Linked DNA regions of Mus musculus: regions 2 and 3 are each linked to region 1. A link is a loop called in an ENCODE intact Hi-C map of the cell type or tissue named here. Cell type or tissue: heart. All regions are shown on one strand. Region 1 holds the start of Adgrl4 (adhesion G protein-coupled receptor L4). Region 2 has its middle 57 kb from the start of Adgrl4. Region 3 has its middle 130 kb from the start of 4930555A03Rik.

Region 1 (8,000 bases):
ACAAGATATCTATTGAGGGATGAAAAATTCAACAAAAAGATCTTCATAGTCAACGTATAATCTGTGCTTTTCAGTAATTGAAAATGTAATATTTTAAGTGTAATTCGAGAGAATGTACTAGCACACCTACTGAAAAAGGTATTGAAATGAAGAAAATCAGTCTGTAGCAGTTTTAGAAAGCATGGTGGACTCAGACAGTAACTCCTAAATCAAGTGAATCGAGAACTTTCATTGGATGGAAAGGACCTTTACGTTTAAATCATTTTTTTTAAAAAGGCAAATAACTCCCATTACCGATTCTGTTCAGAAATTTCAAGTCATAGGACCTTTAGCATCTTATTTTTCTCCCAAGAGAAAGTATTTTTAATTTTTTGTAGAGAGTGGGTACAGAGACTACACCGTTTATCAAAACATGTATTTTTCAAAGAAGCAATGAAAGTCATGATTATCAGCTAGTTGGTTGTCAAAGGCCAAAACTGAAAATTTATTGATGTTAATGATGATAATCATGACAGTAAAAGTATCTAAATCACAGAAAAGCAATGCTGTTCCTAAGTGCTACAGAACAATTTGCAATGATTAGTGGGAAAGCGTGCTGATATACTGGAAGCAATATTTTGAAGGTCATTCAGCTATCAGCTTGCCTTAATGCTATTCAATTAAACACACACTAAAAAACTATGATTATTTATGGAAAGTATTTTGTAGTACTTGTAGAATAGTATATTACAAACTCTGGCTGGATGTAAGAACAGAAACGGCTGATCTAATGCACCATTAAGCAAACTGCATCTTTGCTGTACATGTTTAAAGCATTAAACTAATTACGATGAGGTTTGGGTTTTAGTATATCCGGCATATTTAATCTTTTTAAGAGCCTATCAAGTTGAATCACGGGACGCAACTTGTTTATGCTATAAGCAACAACATGCAATATTAACAAAGCACAATATCCTAGCTTAATTAGAAAAAGTCTATGTGATCTTAAATACATTTAGGCGTGTAACACCACATAGCTCTAATGTGAACTTAGATTTAATTATATTTGAAACTAATTTATATGACTTGCAACATTTTCTGTTCTTCTCCATCTCTCTGTACAGAATGTTGCACTAATGGTCTACTTAAAAGTGGCCTCTCTGGAGGATGATGAGGTACAGGATGGAGGCAGAGTCTTGATGGTAGGGAGAAACCCTGGCTGACATGATCGCAGGCTGGAACCCACCCCAATTTGATTGCTGGGTGGAGTTCATCCTGTCGTGTCAATTCTTTGAACTGTACCTTACAAAGACTCCTCTCATCTGGCCCCCTCCAATATATTCTATGGGCAGAATAACTTAGAGAGAAAAAGCAATTTTTCAATTCCCTTCTCTCCTCTTCCTCCTTTCCTTCTCTCCACACTGCTAACCCTCTTTGTCCTCCTTACTGTCTCATCTCTATCCTTTTATTTCCTTTCTATACCTCTCTCTCCTTTTGTCTTTCTTTCTGAGAGGATCTATGTTGCCCAGGCTGCCAGAACATCTGTAGTCTTTCTTTCTGTCTCTCCTTCTACAAAGCGCTCTGATTTCACATATGCACCACCACAACAAATCTCTATTTCCTACCCTTAACATTAACTTGAAATTAGGCAGTTAATGACCAGAGAAAGCATCTAAGAAGTCAATAGAGGCTGGCCTTGGTGTGCTTTCAGGCTATTAACTCTCTTTTTTGTGCCTGGACTTTGGCTTAATGCAAGAGAAATCTTTAAATTCCAAAACAAACAAACAAACAAACAAAGAGACGGAGTAATCGTTTTCAATACTCAAAATACATTTTGGCAGAGAAGTTCACTCTCTGACTGGTTGAGTATTTGGCAGAGAAGTTCACTCTCTGACTGGTTGACTAACCTTTACATTCAGCTGAACCTATGAGTGAAGGTGAAGCAAGTTCATTTATGGAGAGCAGAAAGGAGTCACCGCAGAACTGAGTCTCACAAGCAGATCAAAGGAGATCAAGACTACTTACCTTCACAAATCGTGACGCCATTCCCAGAGTACCCCTGGCTGCAGAAGCAGGCTTCCACACCATTGTGCACTTCGCACTTGGCATTGGGGAGACACGTTGTCTTGCTGCAGTTTTGTGTGTAGGAACAATTCAGCAAAGTGGAGAAACCCACTGAGGAAAATCAAGACATAGACCTTGTCAAAAACAGCAGACATCTGTCCCACCCTTGTGCTATAGACCAATACCCCCCAAACGCTCTTATTCCCTTGCCTTTAGAGAGATAAATTATAATAGTCCCTCAAATGACTCTCCTAGCTAAATCACAACAGAGAAATGACCAAGCCTACAGATTACGGAATATAGCATGTAAATTTTAGTAAAACTAAAACATGCTGGAGAATCCAGACTTATAATAAAAACCATGAGCTCATCATGTCCTGGAAACTCTGTATCCCTCTTCACTGAGGTGAACCGGCTACCTCAGAAGGTGTTGCCCCCCAGCAGAGCAGCTCACTTCTCAGGCTCTGGGAGTCACCCTTCTCTCCAGAATCGGGGTAAATTAAACACTTGGGTCTCTTCAAGACAAAATCGTTTATTTTTAAGATGTCACTTGTCACATACAGGAGAAGAAATGCACCAGGTCCCTTCCATGCTATTCGGCAATTGTCATTCTGCTCTTTTTACGACAAAAAAAAAAGTCTCTTACGTTAACTTGCATTGGAGAAATTAAACAATTCAACACGGTATGGTAAGATTGTACTCAGCACAAAACTGTGTTCTGGGGACTGTTAGGAACCGATAAGCAAAGGCATAGAGTGTTTCTTTTCACTGTCTTGTTCCAGGCCCTCTTAAGTGTGAGCTTGGTAGGGAACAGGGATGGATAACAAAGCCATTGTTCAGAAAACAGTTATCTTAGATAAAAGTGTCCTTATCTGGTACCAAGAAATTCCTACACTGTCAATTCTAAATCCCAGCCCTACATAAGACTATATGTACTTCCTAAACCTGAATTAATTTGCCTTCAGAGAAGTGATTTATTATCTGTCCCCGTGCATCACCAAAGCCAGGTTTTTGTAGCTTTAAAATGTCAGGAACTTTCTCTCACGCATTTGCATCTTAGATTCCCAGGTTTCTTGGGGCTGGTCACTAGAAAGGTCAAAACTGAGACTTCGGGGACTTTCGGGATTTCTCCAGGAAGAAAAAAGGTAATAGTCTTGAGCTGTGGGTTGCAAGGTCGAGAGTGGAAAGGCCGAGCAGAAAAACATCCTGTGAGAGCCTGCGTCTGTTTTCCTTTGGAGACCTTGCCAGACACACTTGACACTTGAACCCCAGCTAGTGAGAAAGCGCTTTCCCTGGTTCCCCGCAGGTGGGCGCGGTGCAGCCTCCCAGCCCAGCCCAACTCACCTAGAAGCGGGAGGAGTCTCATTGGAAGCCCCGGAGCTGGCGGCAGAGCGCTCTAGGCTAGAGTGCGGGTCTGTCCTGGAGCTAGGCAGGCACCGCAGGGTCTCGCTCTGTCCCCTGTGACGCACAGCTTCCTCCTGTCACTTTCCGGCCTCTTTTGTGTGAATGTGTGCACGGCCCAGACTCTGCAGGCCACGTCCGTCCGGCAGCCAGGCCCCTTCACCCAAACAGCCTGGACTCCAGTCTCAGCCTGTGGCCACAACTCCCTGTCAGATTACAGATGGGACTGTGGCTTCATATTGCTCATGGAGCAGCCACCAGTGTCCTCACAGCTTGTGCACTTAGATCTCACAGACCCATTGGGAACTCCTTCCAGCAGAGAGCACATCTCAGAAGGTTCCTGACTGCCTATCTATTCCCTGGTTTCTGTCCTGAAAGGAAAAGAGGCCAAGATTGGCAACAGGGTCTCTGTCACATTTTGTTGTTGGTGCTGCTCAGTTTTAACCCGATAGGAGATTAAAGGACCGAAGAGAAAAACTGTGGGGAAAAAAAGTCAGCTTCCCACCCAAAAACTGCGGAAGCACAAAGTATTCTTTTCTCTGTCAAGTCCATTTCACCACTGCAGCCCTTACCCATCCTACCCATCCGGCGCCTGTACGATTTGCGCATTACATCCAAGTTCCCTTTACTTGTTGGTACATGAATCTCCTGTGTAAATGACTATCTTTCAGGCTGGAGAACAGAAATGGCAGAAAGATCATAGGAGCCGGAGATGGCGGATGCCAATCACACAGACTGTGACATCACACACAAGACCTGCTCAGTTTCAGACCAGACATTGGACTCCAAGTACTACCCCTAACCAAGAAGTTACTTGCAATTTAATCCCCTGGAAAAGGGAAATCAAGATTTTTTTCAAAGAATTGTCACAAAGTATATCAGCCACACTGCAGGGCAGGCCCCCATGACCAAGAGTTGCAAAACCCACCACCTGTTATTTTGTGGGCTTTTTGTTTTGCTTTGTTTTTGGTAATTTTTGGTCTTATTTTGTTGTTGTTTGTTATTTGTTTTGGCTTTCATTTATTTGAGTGTGAAAGAAAGGATAAAATTAAGTTCAGTGGGCAGGGAGATGGGAAGGATTTGTGAGGGGTTGGGGGAAAAAAAGCATACTCAAAAATTCAAATGAATGAATGGATGAATAAAGAAATAGGCATTTACTCAAACAGAAAAAAACTGATTCTACCTTAAAAATTTAAAAGTAACTTTCAGACAAATTAATTTATAAAAGTGGAAAGTAAACATTGACCTGAAGTTGGGACAAGCTAGGAGATGAACTGTGAACGTGATCAAAGGGGATTCTGGGGCTACCCACATGCCACACGCCTTGACTGGGCTGGTGATGACATGAATGCATCTGTGTGAATGTTTATCAAATGGAATGTGCAAACTTGGTGCCCTGCACCGTGTGCAAGCTAAGAAAACTGCTTGACGGTGATGTAAAGAAATAACTGAAGTTCATTCCATCAGCACACACCGTTTTCCGTTATGAAGTGGGGGCATAACCCTGACACATCCAGTGTTTATCTGATGACTGCTGAGAGTCTACATTGCATGCATAGTATCCTCCCAAAATGAGCATTCGTGTCCCTCAGCTCCATGGAACATACAGTGATGAGGGCTCTATTGAAACCAGTCACCGAGGTGCAAGGAAAGCTAACGGTTGGGTGGCCCATCCCTTGTCCTTCACAGTGCTCCCGAGACACTTCCAGCTTAATTTATGGCGAGCAAAATAAATAAATGTGTAAGTTAACAATGTTCCTGAGAGTGATCCCACCACATGTGAAGCAAATGAAAACCAGAATGTCATGTGACTGCCCCAGACTGTCATGTGACTTTCCCCGCAACCCCTCAGCTAGCCCGGAAGCTGCTCTGGAAGGTAGCTCGGGATAGTTTGCTCCAAGCCTGTGTTGTGGGTGGGTGGTCCTGACAAAGTCTTTCTCTCCTGATACTTCCCTTTGTAGATTGTGTCAAGAAGGTGGAACTATCAGACAGTGCTAGTCAGGGAGTTTGAAAAGGTGATTATTTAAGTGATTAAATTTCATGAAAAAAGTGTTTACTAATTTTTTTTTAAATGATTTCTTTATTCTCTTTTTCTTTCTTTAAAGCAATGGGTAAAAGTAATATAGTAGAGAATTCCAGGACTATGTGAACAATGAAGCCCAAGGAGCTTTCTTTCAAAGGATAGGAGAAGTCTGCACATAGTTGAAGAAACAGCCAGTTATTGCCTGGGCAGGCCCTGCATGCTGAAGCTGAGACATTGACATGTGGATTCCTGAAAGAAATCAGGAAAAGTCAGAATTTTCCCACTGATTTGGTTGGGCCATGCAGGGATGCTGTGGCTTGGTTAGAATGCTTTGGAGATGGAGTGGGTGGAGATTTTCAAGTTGTTTTAAGTGGGAAAGCTTAGATTCTTCTACAAAGACAGGAAGGCTAGAATGAGGACTCACTTAGAAGGGACAAAAGAAATGACCCTGGCTTCGTATCTGAATCAGTCCAAATGGCATGTGTTTCTTAGGTCAAGAGAAACTGAGTTTTAGTGTACCTATACAGAAAGTAACTTCAAAGGGCTTAAATATAGAAACTCATTATTTTCAGACAAAAGTTATATACCGAGACACAATACCTATTTTAAGAAGTCATTAACCTAAAATAATTTACTCCACCTTTCTGCCACACATGTTTAAACTTTAGCTTGTCCCAAAGATAACAAGACGATAATAAAATCTTTGAAAATGTTATTCTTGCAAAAAAAAATAACAAAAGCAAATTAAAACTTGAATATTGTGTAAAACGTGTTTTCTCTCTGTGTGTTCTTATTAAATCTGGAAGTGAATTCATACTTCAAAGGATCATTTTATACAAAGAACAGAGTGCTTAATGATGCTTGAGTTTTACGATTGCCCATTACAAGATCAAAATTATTTTAAAATGCATTGTTTGAGGAAGCCTGTATTGTGGAAGGGGATAGACATGGGCTCACTGTATAACTCTGAATCCATTGTCTGTACAGTATTTCAGAAAGACATTGAAATTTTTGAAAATTTTCAATAAAAATATTGTGTCATTGAAGGGAAGCATTTTAGGAGCAGCAATTACAAAGGAATTGTGTGTGTGTGTGTATGTGTGTGTGTGTGTGTGAATGAATTCCAGAAGAGGTGGCCTGATGCAAAATGAGGTACCTGATTGCTAGGTAGCTGGAGTTACAGGCAATTGTGAGCTGCCTATGCTAGGTTCTGGGAACTGAACCTCAGTCCTCTGCAAGAGCAGTATTTGTTCTTAAGTTCAGAGCAATCTCTCCAGCCTCGTGTTTAAGTTTTGCAGACAGCAATCACCTAAGTCTTCACTTTGCTTAAAGTATAGCATGTGGAAAGAAGCCAGTTATAAGCTTCCTGTCTGATTGTGCTTTTGTGCATTGGTGCATTCTATGACAAAATGTGAGGACTTTGTTAGTTCAGTTTCTAAGAGCCAAAACTAACGGGAGAGCTTTGAGACGTTCTTGGGAAGGGCAGATTTTACATTGGAAGGTTTTTGCAGTGAAAGTCTAGGCTTAGCAGTTGACTTCATACTGAGTGGACTCTGGTAAAAGTATTACGGATACTTAATTGTCCCACTACATGGGAGCAGCAACATGCACCTGACAGAGGACTATGTGTAACACAATGTGGTACACAAGGCATACCAACATCCTACTTGCAACATTCAACACACCTAAACGCGGGGCATTAGTATACAGTGAGTATGAAGACATTCCCCAGAGCCATGTTTATAGTTCCCACATAGGGATACCATGTTCCCACACAGGGATACTATATTCCCACATAGGGATTCTATGCCCCTTCTCACGCCTTCCTTAGACTTTTTCCTTAGTGTAAATCTGGTGATTGGGAACAAAAAACCCATGGAAGGAGTTACAGAGACAAAGTTTGGAGCTGAGACAAAAGGATGGACCATCTAGAAACTGCCATATCCATGGATCCATCCCATAATCAGCCTCCAAACGCTGACACCATTGCATACACTTGCAAGATTTTGCTGAAAGGACCCTGATATAGCTGTCTCTTGTGAGACTATGCAGGGGCCTAGTAAACACAGAAGTGAATGCTCACAGTCAGCTATTGGATGGATCACAGGACCCCCAATGGAGGAGCTAGAGAAAGTACCCAAGGAGCTAAAGGGATCTGCAACCCAATAGGTGGAACAACACTATGAACTAACCAGTACCTCCCGGTCGTGTCTCTAGCTGCATATGTATCAAAAGATGGCCTATTCAGCCATCACTGGAAAGAGAGGCCCATTGGAATTGCAAACTTTATATGCCCCAATACAGGGGAACGCCAGGGCCAAAAAGTGGGAGTGGGTGGGTAGGGGAATGGGGGGTGGGTATGGGGGGCTTTTGAGATAGCTCCTGCATTGGGGGCCGTGTGACCCATCCAATAGCTGACTGTGATCATCCACTTCTGTGTTTGCTAGGCTCCGGCATAGTCTCACAAGAGACAGCTATATCTGGGTCAGTTCAGCAAAATTTTGCTAGTGTGTGCAATGGTGTCAGCGTTTGG
Region 2 (8,000 bases), 56 kb after region 1:
ATGGATAAACATACGGAGACTCCTGGACGGTTGATAACACTGGTAAAATACCATTGTTGAAAGACACAACGTTGGGTCTACCTTCACAGAGACCACATTGTAGCTGCATGCTGTGTAAATAACGCCTCTGTTCTTCTGGGGGGTTGCCCCTTTCTCAACCATCTTCCTCTGATATCTGCCAGTAACCACAGGATCACACAGGAGTGATGAAATTTCATCTAGCTATATTTGGTAGGGTAGCTTGTCCTTTACCATGATGATGGAAGTAACAGAATACAACCAGCACACACCAGATCCAAGAGGAAGGAAAAGACATGCTGAAAATATGACTAACAAGACAAAAGAAGGGAGAGACTAGGAACGTATGGAGTAGAAACAACTCAGGGCCTCGATGACTTCTTTCAAATGGTAAATTCAGAACTTCATAATGTAGACTTTGAAACGTATGAGGTCAAAGAAATCCTCTCCACAGTTTCTTTCTTTTCTCCAAATTTTGACTTCATTTCTTCAGTTTAAAAACTTGAATAATGAATCTAACTCATTGAAATAAAAATAAGAATATCTGTTTAATTTAGAAAAATTTCACTGAATATCTACTTTCAGCTTTATCTAGCTACATTTCTTACAAACCTCTGTGCAGTAGTTGCTTCTTTTGTGATGTACATTATAGGTACATGTGAAAATGGAATGTATGTCCGGGAAAATGAAACAATCACTTTCATGTAAATAGCAATAAACCTCCAAGAAGCAAGAATGTGGAGAATAATTTTCTCACTGATTTCACAGGGGCAGGACTGACAAACTAGTTTTGAAGACATCAGGCAAACAGGCAAAAAATTTTTAATGATAAAAGAAAAAATACAAGAAGCTGAATTTTTAAAAAGTCCTCCTCCCTCCCCCAATTTCCACAGTGTCAGCTGGGCTTCATTGGCAGCAACGCTCAATGAGGCCAATAACATGAATGCCACGTCCACGGCATAGGGACATCACCTATCACAACGTTCCTTCAGAGGCTATTGATTTTTCAATGTGTTGCACGAATAGACAGGTTAGTTCACCTAGCAGAGGTCAAACTGCAGAAAATGAAAATCTTATTTAACAAATAAATCATATAATGCCCTCTGCCTATTGCTGTGGCCCAATATGTAATAGCAACATTAGCTGTAAATGATGGCGGGTCAACATTCTTGAAGACATCAGAATACATCAAAATCAATCTAGACTTGTGTAGGCAATGGTCAGTCCCTGTGTGGAAAAACAGCTCTTAAGGAGGAGAAGTTTTCAATTCTAATTTCTCCCTGTGGATTTCTAAGTTTCACCAGATTTGAAACGGAAATGTCTTAAGATTTAAGGAATGGGGCAAAGGGTAAGAGGCTGGGATGAAAGTCAGAGGGAGGCAGCTGCGGCTGTTACTATTTATGTTGGTATCCTAGCTCGGCCTCTCTGCTATGAGTCAGAGCTCTCAACAGACAATGAAGTTCTGGGATGCCTTTTGTCCTTTCTTATCTTTTGCACAACAGAGTTTTTATCATGTTCCTCTTCAGATTTTCTCTGTCAACCTGAATAGTTTACTAGTGCAGAGGGCCCTTTTAAGTGGCTGCTGGGGGTGGAGACCAGTCATAATTCAGATGGAGTGGTTTCCCCTGGGTCAGTGTGCACTCCTTCCTATCTGACAAACAAATGACAACTGTGGATTGGAAGGATCAAAATCAAGCCCAGACACCTTAAAGGTTTGGTTTCCTTTTCTCTTATAAAATAGGAAGTTCCGTCTCCCCACCTTTTCCTTTGAAAAAATGCAGAACTTGTTCCTAATGTGCTGGGAAGTGGAGAGAGGGTGGGGTGTAGAATGCTCATCCTCCTGACCCAGGCCATCAGTCCACCTAAGGTACAATGCGCCCACACTAGCTTCAACCTTTTAATTCATTTCCTCCGCTGGTTATAAATGAGGTTGCTGTGTTTGTTTTGTCTTGAATGAATCTCACATTTCTGAATACAATAAGTATAGTAAAATGTAAATAAAATATTAAGACCCAGAATGATCTTGCATTCTGATAGGACAATGCCTGCATCTCCCTGTTCCTGGGTTTAGTCTCATCATGCTACGTGCATGCAGATCTTGTTCTGGCTTCAGTCAGCTGTTAGGGTCAAGCAAGTGTTTCTTATGCTCTTTAACATTAAAAGCTTAACATTAAAAGCTTATGCGTTCATGAGAACTTAATCTCGAAACTCCTTTGAATTAAATTCTAAGTATCTAAGTATCACTTTACACACTTTAGACTTGCTGGTTTTGATTATTCAGTAACAGTTACATTTCTGGGCTTTACTGAAGTTGCTCCATTTTTGAATCTCTTGTTCCATCTGGTGTAAGTGACGTTAACAGTGGGTGGAGCATCTTGCCATTTCCTTCAGCTTTGTTTGCTACCTAATTTATGGACGTAAAAACCTCTCTGTGCTGTTATTGTAAATGACTATCACTTATCAGAGAATGTGCAGAGTATTGACAGATTGATTGATTGAGAGAGAGTTCAAGGACATTTGTGTGCAAGAGCTGATGAATTGCCTAAGCCTATCAATTCTTAGCCTTCTTCTTCCCCCTCAAAATAAACGAACACACAAAATATTACTTGCTGACAACTAGTGACATGAAGTTATTGATTAAAGAATTTAAGTGCTTGTTTAGGGAACACAGCGGAAGATCACTAATATTATCGCCTTGGAATAACCTTTATAATCTTCCTTTTTATTCTTTTTAAGAGCTAAGTGAAGATGGTTAGGAAGTATCACTTAGAGATAAATCCCACCGCCACACAGCAAAAATTCCAATATATTTACTCTTCATGGCTAGAGAAAGTCATTCCCAGAAGACATGGGTTATTAAATGAAAATCGCAGTACAAAGTTTAGGAGTTACTGTCAGCAAGGCCCCAGAGGTCTTCAAAACAACACAAACGATTGTCATTGTCCTAGGTTACATCCCATAACTGCATGGCAAGTCCCCTGTTGCTGAAGACACCACATGCTTTGGCTGACTCAGAAACCCCCTCCCTGCTGGGTAGTGTCCAAAGTGTATAAGGTTCCATGCAGCCTGCTGAGAGAGTAAGCCACCTTCTCTAATGTAGAACCAACCCTTACAAGCTTCACTGCTTACCTGCCAGGCAAGATGTGTCTTGTACATGCTTCTTATGGGCTAACTGATTTCTGATTGGATGGAGGTCTGATCTATAGGAGAGAATGTGTTCCCTCCCCCAAGGGGGGGGGGTACACATAAGCCCTGTATAAAGGATTCACTTAGATTTCTGTGTGTCTACAGTAAAAATATTTAAAAAGAATATTTTTTATGTAGTCTAGTCACCTGGCTTCTCAATTTCCAATAGTGTTCTCTCCTGTATTACAATCACGTGGTTCTTTCTGCCTGTGACTGCTATCAAAGCATTCAGAACTTATTTCATCCGTTTCTTTCCTAATGTGTTTTAAGCACCTGCATTGTTCACACGTAACAAAAGGCACCAGGATGGGGGGGGGTTATTGAGACGAAGATGGTGTTCTCATATACTCAAAATTAGGATTAATTTTAACTGATCAATTAAATACAGTATTAATTTTAATGCCTTGTGATACTCTCTGGATAGTTTGGCTCAGAATGCCAGGTTTCATAGATGTTGCCCAGCATGGTTTAAAGTTAATAGTTTATATTATGTTTTCTACTAAATATGAAAACTCCATGGCTTTGAAAACTAATCACATCCTTTATGAATTTTTTTAAATTCTCAAAAACAATAACAGGGGAGCAAGAAACTATACTTACTGTGGCATTCAGTATCTCAGGGTGGAGTGAAGGGAGTAAGATGTATAGATGTTAGAGATCTTTGGGAGGCAGATTTGCTTTAGTTTTGGAGATGTTCTCCACAGTGTAGTAGAGATGGCTGTTTTGGTACAGAAAGTGGCTTCCTACAGCCTTATGAGCACTTCCTCAAATCTTAAAAATTAGCTCATTTTCGTGGATAAAGATGTTCACAGCATTCCAATACAGCTTTCCAAGAAGCAACATGGAAACCATGATGACTGCACTTGGCACTTGATAGACACAAATCTGACTATAGAAAGTTCCTGTGTGGCTAAGTCAGGCATTTTGCTTAAGCTATACTGCCCCCAGAGTACAGTTACCTCAGACAACAAACTGAAAAGGGCAGCTGCTATGGACTGCATCTCAGGAAGCTGAAAGAACATACCTTATCTTAATGGATCACTGTCAGAAAGCCTGACTTGTAAAAAAAAATACAAAACAGAACTATCAGTCAGTCAACATAGTTGTGAAGGGTGGAACAGGGAATCTGCAGTGCAAACAGTGACATTCAGAAATCCACCCAACTGGAGAAATTCCTTTCTACTCAGATTAGAATAAGCATTACTTTTAGGTCTTCAGTCTCTCTTTTTTGTAAGCTTAGAAATTACAATAATGCCTACTGGTTTCTATCTTTCAGTACGAGTGTGCACATAATGTACTGATCATTCTTAAAATGTTCTTGACAGAAGACATCCCCTTTCATCCCAGTGCAAGTAAATGTATAATTAGACAATAAGAGGTTTGTTTTTTACTAGATTGAAAATGCTTTATATTTGCAAATTGTGTATATTTCCAAAATACAAATTTGGATTTAGGAGAGGAGAAGTAGGGGCTTAAAATTTCCATCAAAAAGATAAATGGGAGAAAAAAAATCTTCCTTTTCCTGTTTAATTTTCTTCAAGGTTAGAACTGAGGGCAGTGTACATTTTCTTCTCGTTGTCGACCACAGTAAGCACGTGCTTAAATGTGTCTCGCTACCAGGAATGTCTCCTAGACTCACACAAGCAACCTTTTTTCTAAATGTGCATTCATAAGGCAACAACAGAGAAATATGAAATCCCTTCAGTTATTAAATCACATCCAAGAGTTCCCTGGATTCCATTTTCAAGTAATAAGAAGCCCCGATGGCTGCAGAAAGAACATCCAGGTTAAATATAGCTGTCACTATATGGAGTTCACTTGAAGAATGGACACAGGGTGCTTAATGATGACCTCCTGCCCTCAGCTATTGATGTGAGTTTCAGAGAAACTTCATATCCAGAATGCCTTCTCCAGGGAAATCAGCTCTGGACATTGGAGCGTCACCCTCAGCTATTCCAGACCTTCTTATGGATACACTGCAGGAGGGATCTCCCCATGGTGACCTCTATTTCATAAAGTTGAGATATGTCCCCATATTGTCCAGTCTAGAGCAAAAGAACAGAAATTAGTAGGACATATTTATTCTCCTAGGGGAAAATGCATGAATACTTTCTGCCATGTAATCTTGAAAATCAATATTTTAAATGAGATATACCCCATCTCCTGTATGTGATTGTGTGTATGTGATGTGTGATGTGTGTGTGTGTGTGTGTGTGTGTGTGTACAGCATGTGCATATGTCTTTCTTCTGTATGCATAGATTTTACATTACATATACATTGAATAACAGATAAAGATATTTGGAAATTATATATGCAGACATTCTAAGCAACACAATAGAAGTATTTGTATTGAAAATCAATTAAATTGCTCTCCATAAATAAACACAAATACTTCAAACACAAAAGCATAGAAGATGTGTTCAAGAGAAGACGTGTTCAAAAAATAAGTAAGTAATTCGTCATTTGGTGTAAAGGAGAGGAGAATTCTTGGTCTTGATATTCTGAGGGTCCTGAAATATATTTTCCACAGAACTTAAGAGACAATTATATTCATGTTCATATCTGCTATATGCAACAGTTTCTAAAACTGCTATAGAAGTCCCATAATTCTATATCTGTGATGGAGAGTTTATATCTCTATCATGTCAGTGCTCATGTGATGGATATTAAGAGAGCAATTATGCATAGTACCCTATACATGAATTGACACAGCTCTGCGCAACACTGTGAAATATATTTTCTTAGTATTATCAACAAAAATAGCTCTCATGAGATACAGCAGAGATTAGTATTTGTCCCAGTGTCGACATGCATGTGTGGATATTGAAAATTATAAACATTTTATTGCTCTGTTCCATATTTTCAAAAAGTTCTTTGATTTTCTCTTTGAAAATAAAAATACATTGAAAGAATCTTTCTGATTTCTTGGAAAGAATGTAGCCAGAAATTCTTAGAAAGTTCTTGCTATTACAATACTACTTAGCTGTAAATTTGGGAAAGGTTTTTTTTGTTGTTGTTTTTTTGTTGCCTTTTTGTTTTTTTCATGTATTTTTTAATCGTTTTTGCTAAATATAAATTTGGCAGAAAGTTTGAATGCAATGGTGAAATATTTTTGGATATTGTTTCATTCAGCACATAATGACTTGGTTCACTATTCAAATATCTAATAAAATATGTATTAAATGAGCAGGATTTGGTTGACATGGACGCTTATTAGAAAATATACTGAAAACTAAGGGACAGTCTACATGCAGCCCTAGAGGTGCAGGAGAGGAGGCCAGAAGCCTCTTGTGGATACAGTATCACCTCTTCACTGTAGAGATAATTATGAATAGGTTTTCTTTGATTTTAGGATATGCTTTTGAAGCAAAGTGGTGAAAACAAGTTGGAAAGGAGAGCAGATGCACACACTTTAGTAGATCTCTAACGAGGGGAGAGGCTCATGTGAATAAAGATACAGAGGGGGCTTCCTGTCAGCAGAAGCCCATGGCTAATGTCATCTCCAAGTCTCCCTGCTGGGATACAGGCCTGAATAAATGTCTAATGTTATATATCCCATTCTTATAAAAAAAGGTAAAAGCTATAACTAGCCACAGCCCCAAAACCAAAAAATGACATTTCTATCTTCTTTTACTCTCAAAATATGTTTGGAAATACCCAAAGGACATAAATATTATTTAAAAACGAGGAAAGGGGATAAAATTTGAAATGTAAATAAAGAAAATATCTAATAAAAAAGAAACACAAGATCTATAATATAGGGAAGAATAATGTGATGTGCATATATATGTATATATATGGAATAAATTAAACAAGATATTAAAAAAGTTTCTTATTGCAAATGTCTTTTTTCTTTGTTTTGTCATACTAGAGTTTATTTGCTTTTGTTTTATCTTATTTTATTTTTACTATTTTTAGATGTCTATTCATTTTCTAAGAAGAGAGAGGACAAAAAGGTGAGAATTTTGCTGGAAAGGGAGAAGGGTAGATCTGTTAGTAGTTGAGACATGAGAAACCATAAACAGAATATACTATATAGAAAAAAACTGTTTTTTAAAAAAGCAAAGAATATTTTCTTGTTCTACATACAATTCTAAGATAGCTCTAGTGAGTCAAGTTTTGGGTTTTACTTTTTGTCTTAGCATAGATTCTTTTTCACTTCCATGATAAGATAACAAGTTATGTTTCTTCCATTAACTGTTTTGAGAAATTCATTTAGAGTCTGTTGCTTTCTGAAGTTTCCTGTTGATGCTGGGGTTGATTTATTTTTTATTTTTTATTGGCTATTTTCTTTATTTACATTTCAAATGTTATCCTCTTTCCTGGTTTCCCCTCCGAAAAACACCCTCCCTCCATCCCCTCCCCCTGCTCACCAACCCACCCACTCCCACATTCTGGCCCTGGCATTCCCCCACACTGGGGCATACAGCCTTCATAGGACAAAGGGCTTCTCCTCCCATTGATGTCCAACTAGGCCATTCTCTGCTGAAAATGCAGCTGGAGCCATGAGTCCCACCATGTGTGCTCTTTAGTTGGTGGTTTAGTCCCTGGGAGCTCTGGGGGTACTGGTTAGCTTATATTGTTGCTCCTCCTATGAGGCTGCAAACCACTTCAGCTCCTTAGGTCCTTTCTCTAGTTTCTTCCTTGGGGACCCTATGCTCAGTCCAATAGATGGCTGTGAGCATCCACTTCTGTATTTTTGAGGCACTAGCAAAGCCTTTCAGTATAGAGCTATTTCAGACTCCTGTCAGCAAGCACTTGTTAGCATCCACAATATTGTCTGGGTTTGGTGATT
Region 3 (8,000 bases), 270 kb after region 1:
GAAAAAAATTAAAAATAAGTAAGTAAATAAATAAATAAATAAATAAAGTTCCGTAAGCTCATGATTGCAGCTAAGAATCTTCTGTGTAGAGACAGCACTAACGTTGATTTCTCTGTTATTAAACAATCTTCATCTCATCTGTTCCCACAAACACTTAAACTTAATCAAAAGACTCCTGTCAAAGTCTTCCTGCAGAAAAAGGATCCCTCACAGGATGTTTCAGCGGGACTGCAGTGTTGGCTCTTTGCTGGGATTTGAGCCCTGCCCTGCCACCCTCTGTGGAGATACTGGTCATGACACAATCCATACACTTGTCAGACAATTCTTCAAAATGAATGGTTTACCACAGATGCAAGAGTAGACACATGTACATATTCTACTTATACTACTACTATGGAGAACACTAATATAACATTACCCAACATTCCTTACATAATAAACATGACACTTCATGATTAAACATGACAAGCTAGTTTGCAATATGTATGTACCAGAAAGAGAATATTAGTGGAGTTCCTTAGATAATACACAGCTTTTCATGCACTCTTATTAGTTGACTTTGCTTCCAAATATGCATCGAGTATTAGAATGTCCTATAACTGATGTTTGGTGTAAAGATTTCCTGTTTATTTTTTTCAGTTGATAGTGGGTGGACTATCTTCTTTTAAATGCACGGTACTTTTTTGTCTCATTATAAATTATTAAGTAGTTAACTTTGATTATGCCATAGGAAGAAATGTAGCAGGTAGGAAAGACATAATAATATGTCTCAAATAATAGTCCTAATTTACTTCACTTTTAGTGTTAATAAATGCAATTTTAAAAGAATATTACAGATACCTTAGTTCAAGATGTCAACATAAACTACCATGTAGACATTTTATATGCTTAGATAAAAATATTCCTTATAGCTTTGAAATAAATAATTCAAGATCTAGGTGCCCAAAGATGAGTGTCAGTGAGGGACTTCCTCAGAGAATTGGGGGGGGGGGCTTTACTTTATTTTATTTTGATCCTATTTTTAAGGGATTCAGGATTCTCCTTCATGACTTAACCTAAATATTATCCAGAGATTTCACCCAAGAGTATTGGAGTTAGAACTTCAACCTATGAAGTTAATGACTATTTGTTTAAAATCATTCAGTTCATAATAGAAGCAAACAAATTCCAGAGACCCAAGATGGATCAGTAAATAGACTTCTAAGTCTTCCCTAGTGGGGCTGGAGAGATGGTCATCTTATAAAAGTAGAAGTCCTGGGTTCTGATTTCAGCACCCACAGAGCAGCTAAGAACTTCCTCTCACTCAAGTTCCAGGATATCTGAAACTCTCTTCTGGTCTCTGTAGGATCCTGCACACATATAATTGCTCACACACATACTCATAAATAATAAATAAATAATTTTAAATATACTTAGTCATACTAATTCCTTTTCTGACACATTGGGTAATGGTAAAAAAATGAATATAAACTTATATATTTAGCATGTACATAGTTATTACTAATATTGAACATATAATTTGAGATATGTGTCATTAGATAATTTGCCACTTATCAAGAACATAGAGAATGTTTGCAGAATCTGAGATAATACAGATCAATTTTTCCATGTATTTATTGATGTAACCACAATGTAGTAAACAGGTGATGTACAATCATGCCCTTGTCTTAACAGGCCATACTGTTTGAAAACAATAAGCAGTCCAGTTTATAGGACCAGATTTTAAAATTATGATCAACAGAAGGGAAAATACATGTATTCATGATGTTACTTAGTCTTATAATGTATTTTATGCTACAGATGATACAATGTGTTACATTCTACATGACTGGAATAACATGTGTACTCTAGTACCACTATGAACACATGGATGCTGGGCTTTGTGTTGTTTGTCATATATAAGTACCTACTGCATGATTAAACAATATGAAAATTTCTATGTCATTTTAATCATATGAAACCACAGGTGCAAACACACACACACACACACACACACACACACACACACACAAACTGAAACCATCTTAAATATGTGTATTTTAATTTTCAATTATTATATATATAATCAAACATTATTTCTATATATTATTATATACAGACCATGCCTGTGACAAGTAAAAAAGTAATATTTGGGATTGATCAAGGTTATTCAGAAAGTTAAACTATGATTTTATAGGTAATGTAAAAAAGACAACATTAGTTTTTAGATTGAGATATTATAGTTGATAATTGTGATATTAAATATTCTATTAAATATTCTGTGGAATTTAAGTAATTTCTTGAGTTTTGTAGGACTTACCCCTAACATTATAGAGGAATAGACTGCAGCATTGATGGAGTAAGGAGGTTCACACTTCCCATGGTGGTCTCGCATAACTGTCTCTGTGAGCAAACATTCCTATGTTTGCTATGCTTCTACACTTATTTGCTGTTTCACTTATCATGTGAATGCTGAATCCAGGGCCTGGTCCTTAAACTAGGGCTTTTCTTCTCTAACTACAATCTCAAGAGCAACCACACTCCCGTAAACCTTGGGACTCTAATGATTCTGAGTCTTATGCCTAGTTCCACTAACGCACAGAGACCTTCCCTAAGCCTAGCTACCACTGGGTCAATCATTTCTTTTTTGGAATGTCCGGTAGATTGTTCTAATTATGTGAGCTCATTTCCTTGTTTTCCTTTATAAATTTGCTCTCTACTATGATTTAAAGGAAAGTAAAAAGCTTCACTGACAGAAGTATAATTCTTTACAATGTTTGTTAAATCACAGTAAAGATGAAACGTGAAAGAAGGCTTTTCATACGATTTCCAGGCGGGGCAAGGTTCTGTTCACACATCTCAGGCTGTAACTGCACAAGGAATGCCAGATTCCTTCATCATCTGACCTCTGATGATAATTATTTTAGCCAATAATCAGTGTCACTTCCTCTCTGTGTGTCTCACCTTCAGTCTCTATGCAGACATGAGGTCCTATGTCTTTATTTGTGCCTGGGCTCTTGCCATTATCATACCTATTCCCACAGGGTACTTCAAATCCTTATGTCCTCAAGTCAAGAATGAGTTACTTTTATACGTAGAATTCTGGCACTAGCTATTGAGATTGAAATTAAATCTCACATCATCACTCAAACAGTAGCAGAACTGCTTTTCTCACAGGAACATGGTGAGTACTTTTTAATGAGGGGATGCTCATAAGGAAATTAGCACTATGATTGTGATGAAGTCAGTTCTCAGTTCAGATCAATCATGTTTCTTTTTGGTGTTTTTATTGTGTTGATAAATAAATTCGACTAAATAGTAAAACTGGAAACATGAGAAACAGACACACAGACACTCATACACACATGCACATGCACACACACACACACGGTGGGGGGGAGGGAGGGAGAGAATAGTTTGTTTATAAGAACTTAGTTCTAAGAAGGCAGATATGCTCCTTTACTGTTTCTGAAACAGGAATTTCATTAGTCTATATTTCTTAAGACTAAGATAGAAAACTGTTTTCACTGCCCCGGCAGTTCATACCTTTATACTCCTAGGTTGCTGTATCTTTAAGCCCTCATTAAAGAAGCTACTTTTGAAAGTATATGACAATTCACACAGGGGTACATAACTAGTCATCTAGTCATGGTGCAGAGAATAAGGTGTTATTTAATGCTTGGTACTAATTTGGAACATCTGTCTCACAGCCTCTCTTCCCTGTGAACAGGGCTCATTATATGAGAGGGTAGAAAGATTTTAAGAGACAAAGGTAGTGGAGATCTTTAGTTTCCCAGCAAACTACAAAGAAACATATGTATAACAATGTGGAAGAAACTAAACAATAGTTGCCATGAAGAAGTTACATAATTAAACACCAGCTCCATAAATTTGTAATGCTCATCCATGTGACTATTACAGCCACCCAACAAATAGATAGACAAAAGATGTTCTAATTTATTAGCTTAATTAAGAGGTAGCTTCCAAGTTACTTCCCCTCTGGAGTACAAAAGAAAGTATCTGTTGTCAGTATTGAAACATTGTTCTGCCATCCTGTCAATATTGAAACATTGTTCTGCCTCCATCCTGATTCTGTAATTGTCTACACTGAGACATTGTTACATTGACAGCTTGCTGTAATCAACTTTATGGAGGCATTTCACCTCTCCTCTCCTATTTCAGATCACTTCTTCTGTTGCCTGGGAGACTTGGGTTAGCTTTCCCCTACTTTCATCTACTTATCTGGTCTTCAGAACCAGGTTTCTTAATTGTGTCCTGTCCCACCGTTCAGTATGTCCAAGACATCCTCAGATCAGTCTCCCTCCAAGCACTCCATCCTCTCATCACTGAGAATCTGAGATGGAGTGAGATGAATTGAAAGAAAAATGACTCTTTTTGCTCCCAGTCATCATACCTTCTCCATTTCAGTCAAACCATTTCCTCCTCTCCTCTCCTCTCCTCTCCTCTCCTCTCCTCTCCTCTCCTCCCCTCCCCTCTCCTCTCCTCTCCTCTCCTCTCCTCTCCTTTCCTCTCCTCTCCTCTCCTCTCCTCTCCTCTCCTCCCCTCCCCTCTCTTCCCTTCCCCTCCCCTCTCACAACACAGATTGGATTCAACTCAAAGAACTATTTCTAAACAGGTACACATGCTCCTTGGTCCTATTGACCTTTCCTTTCCATGACCTCTGGCGGGTGGTGGCTAGAAGGGAGGTTAAGAAGTACACTTATTAAAGTAGGCTTAGAAAAATAAAAGCCTACACTTCAGGTTTGTCATCCACATGGATTTTGGCAAAAATAAAAAGTGACATGTCAGCTGGACCATGCATAAGAACATAGGCACAGAACTTCACAGCCCATCTTGTCATGAACTGTAAACACTTAACTGCTCAGATTGGCTGATGAATAAAACGTGAAGTAGTGAGGAAATTGAAATGGATATGGAAAAGCACATTCCAAGAGATGGAAGCTGAGGTCAGCCTATGCATGTGAATTGGAATATGAAAACTGAATCTTATAAGTAAGAAAAAAAGAGTTGAGCCCTGGTGGCTGAGGCTGTAATTCCACGCACTCAGAAGGTTGAAACAGTAGAACCACAAGTTCAAGGTCTGTCCGGACTACAGGTGAGTTCACTGTCGGCCTGGTGGGCTTAGTGCAACCATGTTTTTAAAAAAAAAGAAAAAAAGAAAAAAGAGAGCCTGAATCTCTCTTAGCAGTACAGTATCTATCTAATGTTTGCTGGACCTGGACTTAGTCTTCAGCATTGAGTGTGTGTGTATGTGTGTGAGTGTGTGTGTGTCTATGTGTGTACATGTATACTTGCATATATGTTTATGTGTGCACATAGGTGTATATTTGTACACACACACACACACACATATGTGTGTGTGTGTACATATAAGCATGTGTGCTTGTCTATGCATCTGTGTATATGCTTGCTATGCCTGTGTATGTACATGCATGTGTACATATGTGTGTATGTGTGGACATGCTTATTTGTGTGTTCTTTGCATGTGTGTATGTGTGTGTGTGCATGTGCATGCATCTGTGAATCTCTCTGTGTGTGCCTATGTTTGTGTGTGCCTGTGTGTATACATGCATATGAGCATATATATATTACTGCATGTATAAGTACATATGTGTGTGCATGTGTGTATTTGTATGGGTGCTTAGGTATACAATCAACAGTCAACTTTGAGCATGATTAGTAGTGTTTACCAGTATTCAAGAGTAAACTGATCTGCTTTGTGGGCCTCATGGATTTGGCGGAGATTTTATGAAATGACATAGGCTAGAGAAGCAGCTCACTCACCCTTTTAGTCCAGAGCCTGAAAAACTAGAAGACGCATACTGCTTGAGACAAATGATTCCATTAGAATTCTGTCCAGAAAACAAAGGCCCTCCTGAGTTTCATTCTGGGAATAACTAAGCACAGAAAAGTAAAAGCAAAAGGAATTTCTGCATAGCTAGATGATGAAAATTGTTTCAAGTCCACAATATAACATAAAGCAACAATGGTGCTAATCAGCGTCGGCTAACTCTTGAGCAATAGTCTCTAAAACTAGAGAACCAGTGCTGTCCTCACCTGCTGCTGTCCAGGCAAATATCTCTTCAGAGCTTCTACTGGAGAACATCAACTCTGATGTCATCACAGCCTGAGGATAGGAACTCTTGGATTCCATGCTCTAAGATACATGCTGGACCACAGAGGGGAGCAATAACATTTTGCGGATCAACTGTATTATGTCACTGTATATTTGATACAGCACTGAGGATATTTGACTGAGTGTTCATGGTACTCATAAAATTAAGAAGTGTGTATGCATGTGGACAGCTTTAATCATTCTCATGCATACAGTCAAGAAAAAGGTATACAAAATCAATTCTATATAAAAAATGAGGGGCTTATTTGAAATCCAACATATGGATAACAACGGAGAATATGAAGTGTTTTGTTCTGTCAACATCTGTTGCTCCAGTGTTTGATCCCTCATCCTAGTTTTAACACTATGATACAAATCATGAAAAGAAAACTCTATGGAAATGAGTACAATCATTCCTTTGTATTAGAATACAAATAATTTGAGTATTTTAAATAAAATATGTAGTCCCTGAAATAAAACATGTTTAGTCAAGTGTATTGAAGAATACACTTTCACTTGTACAACAATCTATGTAACATGAAATTCCTACATGATTTGTTTTAATGGAATACCATAATCCATTATGCAAAGTTGGCAAATACTTTCCATAAGTGCACTCCTTTGTGTGTGTGTGTGTTCCTGTGTACATGTGGTGGTGGTATGTATTCATGTGTGAAGGCTAGATGTTTACTGGCTGACTTTCTCTGCTGTTCTCCATTTTACTATTTGAGTCAGGGTCTGCAGCTCACTGTTTAGGCTTGTCTAATGCAAGAGCATAAGGGATCCTCCTCTTTCTGCTCCTCAGCACTGGACTCCACTTACATCAGCTTATTAAGTTGACGCTGAAGGTTTGAACTCAGTTCTTCACCCCTGTACAGCAACTGAACCGCATCCCCAATCCCTGGATCCTTTGAGTATACTCCTGACATTCCATGCACTCCAATCTGCTACCGGGAGCCTCCTGAAGTCTATAAATTTCTGAGACTTTAAGAGAAAATGTATTTTACCTTCTTAATCCAGGATTTTTGACTAAACATGCTTTATTACAGATACTAAAAGAAATATATGTTTAATTACATTTTAAATACACAGGCTGATTTAACCCTATTTCTATGCTAAAATTATGTATGTTTCATTTTTATGCTCTTGCTTATTACAAGAGTCACTCCGTATCTCTGGTTTCACTTTCTGTGGTTTCAGCTACCCATGATCAATTACAGTCTGAAAATGATAAATGGAAAATTACAGAAATAAATAATTCATAAGTTTCAGTTGCACAGTGGCTTGAGTAGTGTGCAGAAATGTTTTATGCTCAGGATGTGAATCACCCTATTGTGGAGCACACAAACACTGTGTGCAACAACTGTCAATTGCCTCACAGTAGAATTCCTGTCATCAGATCAAGCACCACACCCTCCCCAAACTGTATCACTGATAACATTCTTTTTTTTTTTTTTTTAATCATGCAGGCCTTGTGTTGCCTTATATCATCCTAAGGGCAGGGGTGAATATAGTGTAGTATTTTGAGAGACAGCAAGAGCATATCTACTTAGCTTCTATCACAGCATCATGCCACAATTGCTGTGCTTTATTGTTGGTTGTTGGTGGCTTCTTGCCTAGCATATAAGCTAATCTTTATAATAGCTCTAGATAGGAGAAGTATTACCTACACTCTGTTTAAGGTATAGGCGTCTTCTAGGTCGGTGTCCACTGATATCTCTGTAGGTAAGTGGAAGCTGCTTAAGATCATCTTAAATATTGCACACAAAATGACTCCTTAAACAAATAGTTTGGGTGGAAAGGAGCTTCAGTATTAGACAGGCACATATCTATAAATGAGGGTTGAAATCAGAATAAAATATTTATTACTTTAGCACTTATTCTA

The links. Peaks named below come from ENCODE experiments on the same cell type or tissue, not always from the same donor. Only the 100,000 strongest peaks of a DNase experiment are listed, where the experiment ranks them.
Region 2: a loop joins it to region 1, with 2.2 times the contacts of the local background. A loop is called at or near these places in 2 of 42 quality-filtered maps.
Region 3: it touches region 1 in a loop (2.1-fold over the local background); 3 of 42 quality-filtered maps call a loop at or near these places.

What each region holds. Positions count from the first base shown.
Region 1 is chr3:151,433,392-151,441,391 of GRCm38, reverse strand. It overlaps Adgrl4 (adhesion G protein-coupled receptor L4), which reads right to left and starts at 3,510. Exons shown (of 16, transcript NM_133222.3): 1 at 3,388-3,510; 2 at 2,005-2,154. The coding sequence starts at 3,409. In heart, a CTCF peak has its summit at 3,361; DNase peaks (open chromatin) are centred at 1,221 and 3,481; H3K4me3 peaks cover 1,002 bases; H3K27ac peaks cover 1,048 bases.
Region 2 is chr3:151,377,234-151,385,233 of GRCm38, reverse strand. No RefSeq gene overlaps it. Among named protein-coding and RNA genes, the nearest start is that of Adgrl4, 57 kb to the left of the region's middle. In heart, a CTCF peak has its summit at 4,141; no DNase peak of the experiment used is centred here.
Region 3 is chr3:151,160,180-151,168,179 of GRCm38, reverse strand. No RefSeq gene overlaps it. Among named protein-coding and RNA genes, the nearest start is that of 4930555A03Rik, 130 kb to the left of the region's middle. In heart, no CTCF peak of the experiment used is centred here; no DNase peak of the experiment used is centred here.